Regions from separate parts of the Homo sapiens genome. Here region 2 is linked to region 1. A link is an interaction called in ENCODE POLR2A ChIA-PET data of the cell type or tissue named here. Cell type or tissue: MCF 10A. All regions are shown on one strand. Links, peaks and the distances in the headings refer to the core of each region. The heading gives the core; the rest is flanking DNA.

Evidence for each region. Peaks named below come from ENCODE experiments on the same cell type or tissue, not always from the same donor. Only the 100,000 strongest peaks of a DNase experiment are listed, where the experiment ranks them.
Region 2: POLR2A ChIA-PET joins it to region 1 with 5 read pairs; 2 of 35 experiments call an interaction of 5 or more read pairs at or near these places.

What each region holds. Positions count from the first base shown.
Region 1 is chr6:35,954,008-35,956,922 of GRCh38, reverse strand. It overlaps SLC26A8 (solute carrier family 26 member 8), which reads left to right. Exons shown (of 20, transcript NM_052961.4): 17 at 1,403-1,771. Among named protein-coding and RNA genes, the nearest start is that of SRPK1, 34 kb to the right of the region's middle. In MCF 10A, for the core only: a CTCF peak has its summit at 738 (motif pointing right); a DNase peak (open chromatin) is centred at 1,662.
Region 2 is chr6:37,361,646-37,364,560 of GRCh38, reverse strand. All of the region lies in intron 2 of RNF8 (ring finger protein 8), which reads right to left. Among named protein-coding and RNA genes, the nearest start is that of RNF8, 9.1 kb to the right of the region's middle. In MCF 10A, for the core only: no CTCF peak of the experiment used is centred there; no DNase peak of the experiment used is centred there.

The DNA of each region.
Region 1 (2,915 bases), core at 323-2,822:
TTTGAGATGGAGTTTTGCTCTTATTGCCCAGGCTGGAGTGCAATGGCACAATTTCAACTCCCTGCAACTTCTGCCTTCTGGGTTCAAGCGATTCTCCTGCCTCAGCCTCCTAAGTAGCTGGGATTACAGGCATGCACCACCACACCTGGCTAACTTTGTATTTTTAGTAGAGATGGAATTTCGCCATGTTGGTCAGGCTGGTCTCGAACTCCTGACCTCAGATGATCCACCCACCTCAGCCTCCCAAAGTTCTGGGATTACAGGTGTGAGCCACCATGCCTGGCCTTACTTATCCCTTCAATGAACGTGTGCACACTGCCAGGTAGAGTCTGGTTCCTGTAAATGCAGAGTCCACATTTGCATCCTGCACATCATTGTGTTCCTGGTCCTTGTTACTGTCCTTAAGCTATAGCAGGCAGTCTGGGCCTTTAGGAGGTTGACAGCAGTGGTAAAGACAGCCTTGCTCATGTAATTTTTTTTTTTTTTTTTTTTTTGGACATAAGGTCTTGCTCTGTTGCTCAATCTGGAGTGTGGTGGTGTGGTCACAGCTCACTGCAGCCTCAACCTCCCAGCTTCAAGCGATCCTCTCACCTCAGCCTCCTGAGTACCTGGGACAATAGGCGTGTGCCAGCTTTTTTTGGGGAGGGGGCAGGGGGGCACGACAGGGTCTCACTGTGTCACCCAGGCTGGAGTGTGCACTGGTGCAATCTTGGCTCACTGCAACCTTCATCTCCCAGGCTCAAGCAATCCTCCCACCTCAGCCTCCCCAGTAGGTGGGGCTACAGGCTCACTGACACGCCCAGCTATTTTTATTCTTATTTATTTTTTATTGTTTTGTATTTTTTGTAGAGACAGATTTTTGCCATGTTGCCCAGGCTGGTTTCAAACTGCTGAGCTCAAGGGATCCACCTGCTTTGACCTTCCAAAGTGCTAGAATTATAGGCATGAGCCACTGCACCCAGCCTTCAAGTGCTTTTTGTCTTAAGGAAGTCTGAAAGGAGACTGTTGCACTGATGAAGGAAGAGGGTGCTGAGACAAGGGACTGATGGGAAAAAAATACTTCACACAAAGTATTAGTAGGCACTGGAGACTAACTAGGACCCAAGCATGAGGAAAAGGAGTAAAAGATGTTTTAAGTCTGGCTCACTGGGACAGTGATGAACATCAGAAGTTGGGAGGGGGGTGTCGTGGGTGGTGAAGATGAGGAAAGATGACTGTGGGGGCTTCAGTTGTGAGCTTGAAGTGACAGATATCCAAGTAAAAAATGCACAGTACCTACTCTCGGGAGAAGTTTCATGAGAGAGGGACATGAGCTGGCAGAGACAAGAAATAGCATCGTTGCAAGTCCTTCCGGCCCTTGTTGGTGTCTTACCACAGCCCTCCCTTAACTCTGTCGTCCCAGATTCTTTACACAGAGCGATTTGAAAATAAACTGGATCCCGAAGCATCCTCCATTAACCTGATTCACTGCTCACATTTTGAGAGCATGAACACAAGCCAAACTGCATCCGAAGACCAAGTGCCATACACAGTATCGTCCGTGTCTCAGAAAAATCAAGGGCAACAGTATGAGGAGGTGGAGGAAGTTTGGCTTCCTAATAACTCATCAAGAAACAGCTCACCAGGACTGCCTGATGTGGCGGAAAGCCAGGGGAGGAGATCACTCATCCCTTACTCAGATGCGTCTCTACTGCCCAGTGTCCACACCATCATCCTGGATTTCTCCATGGTACACTACGTGGATTCACGGGGGTTAGTCGTATTAAGACAGGTAAGTACTGAGGAGGCCTTGGCAGGAGCTCTGATCCCCCTCCTACCATCCCAACCCCACCCTGATCCTGATTGAATTCTGTTAGTCACTGATCAGCTGCTATGAGACTGCTAGGCCACCAGAGCCTTGGACACCAAAGGCAGTACAATATAAGGTCAATCAAAATAAAAAGAGAATGAACCAATTCTTTTTTCTTTTTTCTTTTTTGAGATGGAGCCTCACTCTGTTGCCCAGGCTGGAGTGCAGTGGCACAATCTTGGCTCACTGCAACCTCCACCTCCCAGGTTCAAGAGATTCTCCTGCCTCAGCCTCCTGAATAGCTGGAACTACAGGCATGTGTCACTACGCCCTGCTAATTTTTGTATTTTTGGTAGAGACGGGGTTTCACCATGTTGGCCAGGTTGGTCTCAAACTGCTAACCTCAAGTGATCCGCGCACCTCGGCCTACCAAAGCTCTGGGATTACAGGCGTGAGCCACCATGCCCAGCCTAAAATGAACCAATTCTGATGTATTGAGCTGCGGTTGGTTTGGTAAGCATAAAACATTATTATTTCTCAAGAAATGAAAAACAGGACACTCTGAACTTCACTGAAACAGCAATCTGTGCCACGCCCAGTAACTCCCAGAACATCCTGGGAGTCAGCTGCAAATCTCTTCAAGGAATAGGTCTGAATGCTTCAGAAAAAAAGCAGCTCACCAGGAATTCTCCACAGTTCAGCTGATCTGAGCCAGCACTGTAAAAGGCACTGGGCTGTCTTGTACTCCAGTTTGAAGACGTTGGGATGAAATGACACCTCAAACTTGGGGCTGGCTGTCCAGTACCTGCAGGGTCTTCCCCACTTCCTTCCTCACTGACACATCATCAGGTGAAAAGGACAAGGATGATTTTCCCTTCAAAAGCTGTGTCCCCGGGTCCTGACTTCTTTTCTACTCTTGGGTTTCTCTAACAGTTCTCTTTTGTCTTCCTCCTATATGGTACAGACAGTTTAAGTGCACAGCTAACCATATTGATGTCATTGTTTAATGCCTCATAAGTATAATATTCCTTTTTAGCCAGCTTATCCCAGTTTACAGCACTCTGTCTCCCTCTTGGTGATGGCTCAGGTTTGAACATCCTGAACACTCATGGTGTTTGAGTGCTTC
Region 2 (2,915 bases), core at 233-2,732, 1.4 Mb before region 1:
TATCATCAAGTCTTATTTCAGCAATTGTATTAAGTATGTATCCGTCAATATATTTTTTAAAGTCTTTACTAAAGCGGAACATGCAAACATAAACGTGCACAAATCATAAATGTACCAACTCGATGAACAGTCACAAAATGAACATCTTAGTGTAACTACCATAAGGTCAAAAACAAAACAAACCCCACATTATCAGCATCCCAGAAACCCCTGTGTGTCTCCTTCTAGTCAGTAGCCACCTTGGCAATAAAGTGACTACTATCCAGATTTAACAGCACATGTAAATTTTGCCTGGTTTTAAACATTGTATAAATGGCATCATATAATATGTATTCTTTTGTGTCTGTCTTCTTTCACTCAATTTTTTTTTTTTTTTTTTTTTGAGACAGAGTCTCGCTCTGTCCCCCAGGCTGGAGTGCAATGGCCTGATCTCGGCTCACTGCAAGCTCCGCCTCCCAGGTTCATGCCATTCTCCTGCCTCAGCTTCCAGAGCAGCTGGGACCACAGGCACCCGCCACCACGCCTGGCTAATTTTTTATATTTTTAGTAGAGACGGGGTTTCACCATGTTAGCCAGGATGGTCTCGATCTCCTGACCTCGTGATCCGCCCGCCTCGGCCTCCCAAAGTGCTGGGATTACAGGCGTGAGCCACAGCGCCCAGCCTTCTTTCACTCAATATTATGTGAGGTTTATCCATGTTATTAGATATAGTAGTTCATTCATATTCACTATAGTATAGTGTTTCAATATAAGATTATTCCACAATTTATCCATTCTACTGTTGATGGACATTTGGGCTGTTTCCCGGGGAGTGAAAATACTGTGTCAAGAGCTATATGTATGTTCAACTTTAATGAATAATGCCAAATAATTTCCCAAATTGTACCAATTTACACTCCCAACAGAAGGGTAAGAACATTCTATCACTCCATATCCTTACCAATACCTGGCATCACTAGTCTTCAATTTTAGCCACTCTGGTGAATGTGTAGAGGTATTCCATTATGGTTTTAATTTAAATTCCCCAGATTATTAATGAGGTTGAACAACTTTTCATTGGATAGAACCTTTTGTGAAGTGCTTGTCTCTTGCTCATTTTTAAATAGGGCATATCTGTCTTTTTCTTATTGGAGTTCTGCAGATACCTCAGTATAAACCCTTCATTGACTATAATGTGTAGCAAACATCTTCCTCTGAGTTTGCCTTTTACTCTCTTAATGGTGTTTTTTGACGAATGAACGCTTTTATTGTACTACCATCAGTATTTTTAAAAAGTGCCCCAGGTGAGAGTAAAAACTGGAAACAGGGTTGATAACCACTGCTCTAGTTGCTGGAGGACCAGAAGCTGAACTGTCCCAAACAGCAAACTTTGTTCACGTAAGAGTACACTCAACAGGGACTTCAAATGCCAGAGTCTGCAGAAGAACAAAGGTAGGAATCACCAGGCAGCAGGTGAAAAGCAACAGGAGAGGAGGGTAAGAATGGGAAAGGCTCAAGTAAGACGTGACTGAACCTCTAAGGCATTTCATACTGTGACTTTAAAACAACCAATTTTCTGAAAGAGCTGGATACCAATACAAAGGACGGGCCATCTGAAAAGCTTATGAATTGACCAAAACCTACACAACTAGAACCATCCTCATACTGTGTGCAGACTTAGCTGTCCTCCAAGGTTTTTTTCTATATTTTAAGCCAATTTTAAACCAAAATAACATTTCTTGCAATTTTTGTATCTATACTTAAGCTCTCACTTTCTGGCCATTCCAGCAGATAAGAGAATGCAGCTCTGAGTTTTTAACTTGTTAGAAACACCTATCTCTTGAAAAAGATTTGGCAAATGACTTCAAACACAACCACAGCAATAATACCCTACAGCTGAAATTCAGGTCTCTTATCAGCAGAAGAGGGCTGCCATGGCATCATGCCAGGAGGAAGCCAGAAAGGGGGCATCTGTAGTCAAAAGAAAAGTGCAGGGGGCAGGGGGGATTTACTTGTAAGAATTGTTCCATCAAAACACCCCAGTCCTAGCTTCTCTTAAAATTAAATCAGTTATCTCACAAACAATCACAGCTAAAAAGTTTAAACAGGTTGTTAAGAAACCTATCTTTCCTCTCTATTGCCTGACTGAGACCTGAGAAGAATCATATGATAACAGCAACCCTAGAAGGAAGGGTACAAAGCAAACACTGGAGAGTGAGCCCGGAGCACAGTCATGATCTGATCTTGCACAGGCTGCCTCTGTATCCCTGTGGTTGAAATTCAAATAACACTGAAGTTGATCAGCTGTTGGCTTCCCAACCTATGAAAATCTGCTAATCCCATAAGTGGATCACATCTACACTGCACATAATTAAGAAAAGCAGCAGCAGAGAACTCACCTCTATAATATTGTAATCCTAACTCTCATACAGCCTACTCTGATGAGGAAAACATCTTTTCCTAAGCTGTTTTGATATACGCTATTACAGAGGCTTTAAAACCTTGCAGCTATATTTTAAATATGCATAATTAATTGTTTGACGTCATAAAGCCAGTATAGCAAATTGCTTACATACTTTACTGATACTTGACACAGGGCATAGCAGAGAAACTTAAGTCCTGGCTCATTATAGAGAAGGCTTTGGGCAAGACAGTTTATCTCTCTGGGCCTCAGATTCATCTGTCTACATAAGGGGTTAAAGTAGATAATCTCAGTGCCAATTTTTATCCTGCTCATGGTGCCTTGCTAAAAGTGCTGAACTGATTTACTTAGCATTTATGTACTGTCTCCTTCAATACAGTGCCAACTCAACTTAATTCTAGAGCAGGAAGATACTTTCCAACAGCTTAAATCTAGCAGTTTTATGCACGCAATATGAGGATGGCAGGCAGACCTGTGGGATACCCTCCCTTCTAATGGTACCTTTAAAATCCTA